2 separate regions of the Homo sapiens genome follow, and region 2 is linked to region 1. A link is a contact called in ENCODE Hi-C or POLR2A ChIA-PET data. All regions are on one chromosome and are shown on one strand. The core of a region is the stretch at or near the end of the contact, and the rest is flanking DNA. Distances in the headings are between cores, read along the strand shown. Region 1 holds the start of GGNBP2 (gametogenetin binding protein 2). Region 2 holds the start of SMARCE1 (SWI/SNF related BAF chromatin remodeling complex subunit E1).

Region 1 (4,513 bases), core at 700-3,199:
AAAACTTCGGTAGATATTTGCAAAAAAAAATATTGAGGAACAAAACTGATCAACTGCCTTTGATAGCAAAAGAATACTGATGAGATGAAGAGACTTAGGTGCACCTTATCGAAATAAGCAAATGTATAATCCAAAGCTTCAGCATCATCAAAACGCAGATTTCAAAAGATATTCGGAAAAGGTTAATTTCATTTCTTAAGTGGCAAGCAACTGCACTCATTTCCTGTTCAGATTCAATTCAAATTTCAGCCATTTCCTTTTAAAGGAAACAGTACAGCAACATAGGGCAGAGGGTCGATAATGCTACACTACCAAATCTAAAGAATAAAGTACCCGGAACTGGGTCTTGACACTCAAGATGAGCAATCAGCTTTTTATAGTACTCTTACACATTCAATAATTTGGCTTCCTTTAAAAAAAAAAAAGTCCACCTGTAAACTAAATAATGCGAAGAAAGCCCGTTTTGAAGAAAGGGCCTAGCAATACAATCATTTCAAGAGTTTTAATGCATTAGGCAATACGAGACTATTTACAACGAAATCAAACCATTTTAGTGGAATCTTGACTGTGCACGAGCATGTCACTCTGCCCCCAGTAATTAAGCTTATGTGGTGAGAGCTACCAGTATTAAAACAGAAAATACACAGGTAGCAGTGCAGCTGCGACATTACCAGGTAATTAAGCCTCCCCGAGGGTAGGTGGTTTCTGTATGGGGTAGGCCCTAAACGCCCAAGATCCTTCAACCCCTCTCTGAGATGTGTGCTTTGACAAAAGCAGCGTCTCCTAAAGGGAAAGGGTCAAGGAATAAGGTTCCAAAAGAAGGAAAATCTGGAGAGAGGGAGTGCGTACGGAGCTCTGGGCTTGGGGCCGACAGAGGTTACCGAGCCACCCACTGCAAAGGCGAGTTTGTGGGGCCTGCTGAAGAGAAGGCCTCGCCTAGGAGTTGCAACACACTCTTTCTCCAGTGCGCAGCGCTCGGCCTGGGGGAGGGGGAGGAGGGGAAACAGCTGCCAGGGGAGCGGCGGGCCCAGCCCGGCCCGGCCCGCTCACCGTCAGGGTGTCGTCTATGTAGAGGGGAATCTGCCTCCTCTCGAAGGGGAACTCCTCCTCCCCGTCCCTGCACACTGCCACGAGTCGCGCCATCGTCCCCGACGCTGCCGTTGCCACCGTCACCACCTCCTCCCAGCTGCCGCCGCCGCCGCCGCTGCTGTTTCTGCCGCCGCCGCTGCCGCCTCCTCCCAGCTCCTGCCTGCAACAGCCAAACCCCGCGAGCGTAAGCACCCGCCGCTGCGCAGCACATTCGCCACGGGGGGCAGGGAGCGGAGCGGGAGGGTACGGGAGAGCCGGGCTGCGTTTCCCATCACCCGATTCCACACACGCTCAGCCAATCAGCGCCCAGCGCCGCCGGGACCCGCCCCCCTCGCGCCGCGCTCCCTCCCTCTCTCCCGCCCGCCCGCCCGCCCGCCGGCCTCCAGTCAGGGTCCAAAGGAGAGGCGGAAGGGACCGGCCTGCCGGGGGCTTCCCCGCCCGCTGCAGGAGTCCCGGCCCCAGGACCCCACCCCTGGCCTGGGCCCCGCAGCCTGTTCCCCGCCGCCCGCCGCCCGGGTGCCCTCTGCCCCCAACTGACCCCTTCTCCCCGCTTCTGGGCGCACCCCGCCCAGTCGGCCCCAGGACTGCAGTTGCCCAGCGCGACCCCGCCCCTGGGAGGGATCGACCCCGCAGCGGCTCTGCGGAGTCCAGGGAACGGGGAGGCTCAGACCCTTTCCTCACCCTTCTCGGAGGAGGCTGTCGGTTCCGACCTTCACCGTTTTCGTGGTCGCCTCGCTAACTCCCACCTCTGCTCCCTGTTACTGGCTGACGAGGCCCGCGTCAGGGCCGGCGTGGGCGGGAGCGCAGCTCCGAATGTCGTTTCCTCTACGGGCAGTCAGCCGCTCGCGCCGCGGGGAGTGGAAGAAGGAGGGCGGGGGACGAGGGGAAGGTGGGGCCGGGCGGGGTCGGGCGCCGGGCGGGACCCACGTCCTCTCGCGAGACTGGGGCTGGCCGCGCTGGGGACCCCGCTGGAGAAATTTGCGCCCAGAGGGTGCGGGGCCGCCCTGGCCGTCCCGCCCGTGGGCCCGGCGCCCTTCTCGGAGCCCAGCCATTCCGCTAGACCCGAACTAGGACTGGTAGGAGGGGTGATCGGCCCAACCTCAGGCCCCAGCCGCGGGCCGGGAAGGCTTCCCCACGGACGAGGGGCAAGCCCCTCGACGTCAGGGTGTCGTCTATGTAGAGGGGAATCTGCCTCCTCTCAAAGGGGAATTCTTTCAGCGAGTCAAGCCCGTCTGATTCGGGGCTGACTCAGGGCAGAGGCCCAGAGAGGACCTGGATAGGTTGCGAGAAGTCGAGATCAGAGGGGGCGGAAGGCAGTGAGAAAAGGGAGACGAGCATCGGGGGGTGAGAGACAAACTCAGGTCTGGCTCTTGGCCCTTGACGCCACTGAATTCGCTTCCCACGGTGGGAAGAGGAGAAAAGGGCCCTGACACCGCGGCTCGCCAGGGGCCCGCTGCGTAGCTGCATCCCGATCCCGCTGAGGGGACAGCAAATAGTGAAGTGCTGATAGCTTGTGGTTGTCGTTACACTGGAAGGAAATAGAAAACCGGACAGTGGTGTGTGTGTGTGCGTCTTGGCCAAAGGAACTTCTTGGGCTGGGTTAATGTGAGCAGGTACTCCCTTGGGCGAAGTACTGGCACTGGCCAACGGCCTTTCCCTCTGGCCGTCTCCGAGGAAGCAGAGCTGCTGTGAAGACAGTTCCTCTCGCCACCGTGTGTTCAGTTCTGACCTTGAAGGTTTTGGAGGTCTGTTGTGAAGATATTTAGCCTATGAAAGTCCTGGTGATCTGAAGGACAGATCAATTTACTGCTCTATTTCCTGGAGCTGTGATACCTTTAAAAAAAGTATTTTGGGTCGGGCATGGTGGCTCACGCCTGTAATCCCAGCACTTTGGGAGGCCGAGGTGGGTGGATCACCTGAGGGTCAGGAGTTTGAGACCAGCCTGACCAATATGATGAAACCCCCGTCTCTACTAAAAATACAAAAATTAGCCGGGCGTGGTGGCATGTACCTGTAATCCCAGCTACTAGGGAGGCTGAGACGGGACAATCACTTGAACCCGGGAGGCGGAGGTTGCAGTGAGCCCAGATCGCGCCATTGCACTGCAGCCTGGGCAACAAGAGCGAAACTCCATCTCAAAACAAAATAAAGTATTTTGGTTATCACATGGAGTCTTAGAGATTCACAACAAATAACCCATAGTGCACCCTTAGCCATGTTGACTTAGTACATTGTGTGGTCATTGTTAGGGTCGGTGACATAATAAACGAAGAACCATTGTTCATTCCCGAAGGTGTCATTACCCGGCAAATATTTATGTCTTCTGGGCCGGGGTCATGGCTCACGCCGGTAATCCCAGCACTTTAGGAGGCGAGGTGGGTGGATTACTTGAGGTCAGGAGTTCGAGACTGGCCTGACCAACATGGTGAAACCCAGTCTCTACTAAAAATACAAAATTAGCCGAGCGTGGTGGCGCACGCCTGTTATCCCAGCTACTCGGGAGGCTGAGGCAAGAGAATCGCTTGAACCCGGGAGGCAGAGGTTGCAATGATCCGAGATCGCGCCATTGTGCTCCGGCCTGGGCGACGAGTGAAACTACGTCTCAAAAAAAAATTTTTTTTATGTCTTCTGGCCATGTTAGCAGAGTAGAAGAGTGAGTATTAGCTTGAATCTAATACGTATGTATGATGTTCATATACATAGCCAAAATTTGGACATTTTTAGAGAATCTTGCGTTTTATGTAAAAAACAAAACAAAAACCAGGACGGGGGCGGCGGCTAACACCTGTAATCCCAAGACTTTGGGAGGCCAAGGCGGGCGGGTCACTTGAGGTCAGGAGTTCGAGACGAGCCTGGGCAACATGGAGAAAACCTGTCTCTACTAAAAATACAAAAATCAGCTGGGCGTGGTGGCGAGCACTTTTAATTCCAGCTACTCCGGAGGCTGAGGCAGAAGAATCGCTTGAACCGGGAAGGCGGAAGTTGCAGTGAGCCAAGATACTGTGGCCTTCAGTATCTAGAGGTGCTCCTACAGTGGTACATCAATTAATGTACCCACTTTAAACCTTTTTTTTTTTTTTGAGACGGAGTCTCACTCTGTCGCCCAGGCTGGAGTGCAGTGGCGCTATCTCGGCTCACTGCAAGCTCCGCCTCCCGGGTTCATGCCATTCTCCTGCCTCAGCCTCCCGAGTAGCTGGGACTACAGGCGCCTGCCACCACGCCCAGCTAATTTTTTGTGTTTTTATTAGAGACGGGGTTTCATCGTGTCAGCCAGGATGGTCTTGATCTCCTGACCTCTTGATCCGCCCGCCTCGGCCTCCCAAAGTGCTGGGATTACAGGCGTGAGCCAACGTGCCCAGCCTAAACCTTTTAGACTTCATTAGGATTCTGGTTGGTAAAGAACATTAAAAATGACAAGCTCATT
Region 2 (4,513 bases), core at 921-3,420, 4.1 Mb before region 1:
GTATCAGACAATGTCACTGCTCCACTTAGGTCCCCTCCTTTCCCTTTTTGCCGTTTTTGGGCCACCCCTTTCCTACTATAGGGTGCTTTATTCTTAACATCCAAAACCTGCAGTTTTTCTTCAGAGGACTGCCTAGAGACAACACACAGCGCCTCCCCAGCACTGCACTCGCCCAATCCTCCCACCATAATCCCAAAGGCAGGGAAGAAACCAGGCTGGAGTTGCTGGACGAAGCCAGAAAAAGAATGTACTGAAATCCCTTCTGAGGCCTTTGTGTATCGTACTTTAATCCTTTACATGTCTCTGATGGATATATACATATATATATATATAATTTTTTTTTTTTTGAGACAGAGTCTCGCTCTCTCGCCCAGGCTGGAGTGCAGTGGCGCCATCTCCGTTCACTGCAAGCTCCGCCTCCCGGGTTCACGCCATTCTCCTGCCTCAGCCTCCCCAATAGCTGGGACCACAGGCGCCCGCCGCCACGCCCGGCTAATTTTGTTTTTGTATTTTTAGTAGGGACGGGGTTTCACCGTGTTAGCCAGGATGGTCTCGATCTCCTGACCTAGTAATCTGCCCGCCTCGGCCTCCCAAAAGAGCTGGGATTACAGGCGTGAATATTTTTTAACAAGCAATTTCATGTACATTTTCTCAAGCACCACTCAAGCTGCCTGTCCACGGGGCAGACGACTTCTCCTTTAGTCTTTCTCTTGAATATGCTCTTCAATTTCATTAATCTCTATTCATGAGTATAACAATATTGGAAAAATTGGACAGAGTATCACTTGTTCCTCGCTTTGCAGACTAGAGATGCTTCTAGTCCCTGTTGGCACACTCAGGATGGGGGCTACGGGAAGCCCAAGAATTCAGCCTCTCTCTAAATGTCAACTGTTTTCCAGTAACCACAGGTCAGGGATCCCATACGTTCATTCTCCCTCCACAGTGACCCACAATATCCATCGGGTGTTTATGTATCCAAAGAAGAGGCTACTCATTCCATCTGGTAAACCAACATACTCATGATTTAGTGGAAAGAGCCCTGGAGTGGCACAGAGGGCTGCCTCAATACACACTTACTGAGCGTCTAACAATGAATGGGTCAAGCCCTTCGTAGGCACTGGCAATGGGAAGATGACCAATACAGACGGCTGAACCTTGCTTTCAAGGCCTTCATAAAGCACTGGAGATGACAAACACGGTCCGATACAAAGGGTCGGGTTCAGGACTCCAACCATTATTATCAAAGAGCCACGGGAATACAAAGGAAGGATTACTAGGGGGGAAGTTCCAGGAGGGCATCACAAAGAGACCTCTGAGCTGGATCCAGAAGGACAGATGAGTTTAAGCTGAAAGTGGGGACGGTCGTTCCCGCTGGTGGGAACCGAAGGAGCCGAGGCAGCGCTGAGGCGGAGACCAGGTGGCACCCGCGGCGCTGCAAGGACACACAAGCTGTTGCGAGGGGGTCAACTCTCCGGGCCTTGGCTTAGAAACCTGGGACGATTACACCCTAAAAGCGCTTGGAAAAACTGCAGAACTCGTGCTGATTTTCGCCAAAGCTACTCCCCCGCCGTGAGGGCAGGAAGCCCTGCGAGGCGCCTGCGAGGACGCAAACGCCGCGAAGCAAGTCCTCCACGCCTCCATCCCAGGTTTAGTGAAGTGTAGACTCTGACCCACAGCCTAAAGGAAAGCAAGACCGGAGTCGGGGAGGGCCCCTCCAGGAGCGGGCTCAGCGGGAGTCTGGCCGAACTGCTTGCTGCCACAGTGGTTCCGCGGCCTCGCGCTGAGCGCCATCCGCCGTCTCCCACCGCGGCCCCCACCGCCCCTCCGCAAGGCTCGGCACCTCCCGCCACTTCCTCGGTCGCTGCGGCGGCTCCGGCTCCTCACAGCCGCTAAACCCAGGCCTATTCTGTGTTAGGTCGGGCCTCCTCGGCCCTCTTCGCCGTGACGAATCAGCGCCCGGCTGGGAAAGTATCAAAATTCGGGGAGTTTTGAGGATCCAATGGGTCCTGAAAAAAATCCCTGAGTGTGCTAAGCATCACCGCATCTTCACTAGAAGGTTAGTTTTTCTAAAGAGGGTCGGGTGGGGCCCGGAAAAAAAAAAAAATTAAGAAGAGTGTGGAAAGTGCGAGTGCGGAAGCTCCGGACGCGAGGGGCGGGGCGAGCGCGGGACAAAGGGAAGCGAAGCCGGAGCTGCGGGCGCTTTTTCTGCCCGCGGGTGAGTGTTTCCAAGTGGGACGGACCGGGTCGGTGGGTGCAAGTCGTGGTGTCCCCGCTTGGCTAGACCCCGAGTTCCCGGGGGTTGCTGGGGTTCAGCCTTGGCCGTGGGGCCAGAGCCAGGAGCCGGTTGAGGCCTCCTTGAGGCCTAGCAGAGCGAGGGTTGGGAGGGAGTCCCATCTGGGGCCCCCTCCTTGGAGGCAAGGCCAGTCCCCCGAAATTGGTCAAAGCACCTGTGAATACCCCGTTTTAGGGGAGTTGCTAGTAAAGTACATTCTCCAAGACAAAGAGAGCGACCTCAGGAAGCCGTGGGCAAGGCAGGTCCGTGGTTCACCCCCCACCCGGGCAGAAGGTTCCCCCATTGGTTCAGGCAGCGACTTGAGGACGAGCAGAGCTCTGAAATAGTTTGGCCTGGGTTTGAAACCCAACTTTGGCACTTCCTGGCTGCATATGGCTTCAGACAAGTTGTTTAAACTTTCCGAGACTCCCTTGTTTCATCTGTAAAATGGGGATAGCTGTACATATAAAGTACTTGTGAGTGTTAAGCGAAATAGTGTCATAAGCGTACCCCGTATAAAGTATTTCTTGAACAAATATTTATCGGGTATTTATTTTTATGCCAGGCACCAAAGATGGATCCAACGGTGGACAAATGTACAAGCCCACTCTTAAATTTTGTATTCTAGCAAAAGAGAGCAATAATTTTAAAGTATTAACAATGAAGTATAACGTACAGGGAGCTTATGTTAGTTGTCAGGGTCCCCTGCAGCGAGGCCTGCTGGATGTTGACAGCTCCCTTAATGTGAGCAGAAAGGAAATCTACACCAGAGTCAAAGGTTTCTGGCTGTTCTTTAAGAGGGAAAGACTCAGGTTGGACCATTGAGAAAATGAGCTGTTTCTTTCCACACCAGGACTCATTCCTTATGCTCCAGGGAATTTCCTTAAAATTAATAATAGAAGCGAAAAATCAGATCTATTCCACATGTTTGGTTGCAAATACCTCCAATAGTCATAGAAGTTTATTTGCCTTCTTTCCAAAGATGAATTTTTGTCTTTTTGTACCTCACTATTTGTGATGTATGTTGATGTAAAGAACAAGCTCACATGTGCCTGGTTATGTTGTGAGCTGGTAATACTAGGAAAAAATTTCCTAAGAATTGAGCTAGGTCCTGACATGGTCCCTCTTTCCAAGTAGCATACAATCTAGCCATATTGATAAGTTAAAAAAAAGTTATAATAATATAGATCTGTGTAAACTGTATAGGAATACAGATGGGGGAGCAGTTAATTCTGCCCAGGTAATGTATCAAGAAAGTTCCCTTGAGGAGAAAAATTTTGAAATGGGCTGTGAATGATGAATAAAAGTTTTTCAGGTAGACTCTCAAAATTTATTCCCAGCATTTATGAAGCTATTTACCATTATAAGAGAATGTGAAGTTCATTGTCATACCAATTACCTTTTGCACTGCTTCCAGGAATAAAATGCTGCCTAATTTTAATAAAAATTGTTATCCCAAAAGCATGATACAGTTGCTGATCAGGGAGCTGTCAGTATCTGGTAGGCCTTGTTGCGTTGGACCCTGATAATACATCACTTTCTATTCTCATCCTTGTATCAGTCTGATGAAATGTTTACATGGCGTCAGCAAAATGTTTTCCATACAAGAGGTAGCTTAGTATCACAAGAAAAAACCTGAAAGTACATTTCTAAATATCCCCAGTACTTTATTTTAGTCATTTAATTCTAATCAACCAAATGACCTATAAGAACTAGTTAAAATACACAAAAGGCTTAATTACTAGGAATTAAGGTGAAGTAATTTTACTCAGAAATACCAATTAAATTACCCTATTCATTAGGAAAACATTCTCGTATGCTTGCTGAGTTTTGATTCTCTTTTTTTTTTCCTTTTTTTTTTATTTTAGTGTCTCAGATTCATTCTTAAGGAACTGAGAACTTAATCTTCCAAAATGTCAAGTAAGTTTCAATTTTTATATTTATCAATCTATGTTAATAAGAGACTAATGCCCTAGCAAGTGGGAATTCCAAAATACTCTCATTTTTTTTTCTTCAAAACAGGACCATTGGTAGTTTTGTTGCATAGTATTATATCTCAGTTGTTTACAAGAAGTTATTTATTTTCTTTCAAACAGAAAGACCATCTTATGCCCCACCTCCCACCCCAGCTCCTGCAACAGTAAGTTTTAATTTTCTTGTTAATGTAATAGCCAACTCTGGCCTTGATACAAAAACCCAGATGTCTTCCAGTGACAGTCACTCAATCATCACAGCAACAGG

The links. Hi-C counts contacts between places; a loop is a spot of excess contacts on that map. ChIA-PET counts read pairs that join two places held with the same protein, here RNA polymerase II (POLR2A). Pooled maps may share reads with other maps.
Region 2: a pooled map shows a loop between it and region 1 (3-fold over the local background). The contact joins the promoter of SMARCE1 here to the promoter of GGNBP2 in region 1. A Hi-C loop is called at or near these places in 2 of 50 pooled maps. POLR2A ChIA-PET finds 5 or more read pairs at or near these places in 2 of 52 experiments (Caco-2 and OCI-LY7).

Annotation. Positions count from the first base shown.
Region 1 is chr17:36,542,355-36,546,867 of GRCh38, reverse strand. It overlaps GGNBP2 (gametogenetin binding protein 2), which reads right to left and starts at 1,949. Exons shown (of 14, transcript NM_024835.5): 1 at 1,771-1,949; 2 at 1,051-1,249. The coding sequence starts at 1,143. It also overlaps a transcript of MYO19 not described here.
Region 2 is chr17:40,645,475-40,649,987 of GRCh38, reverse strand. It overlaps SMARCE1 (SWI/SNF related BAF chromatin remodeling complex subunit E1), which reads left to right and starts at 2,170. Exons shown (of 11, transcript NM_003079.5): 1 at 2,170-2,215; 2 at 4,141-4,192; 3 at 4,369-4,412. The coding sequence starts at 4,186. RefSeq lists a silencer at 1,637-1,931.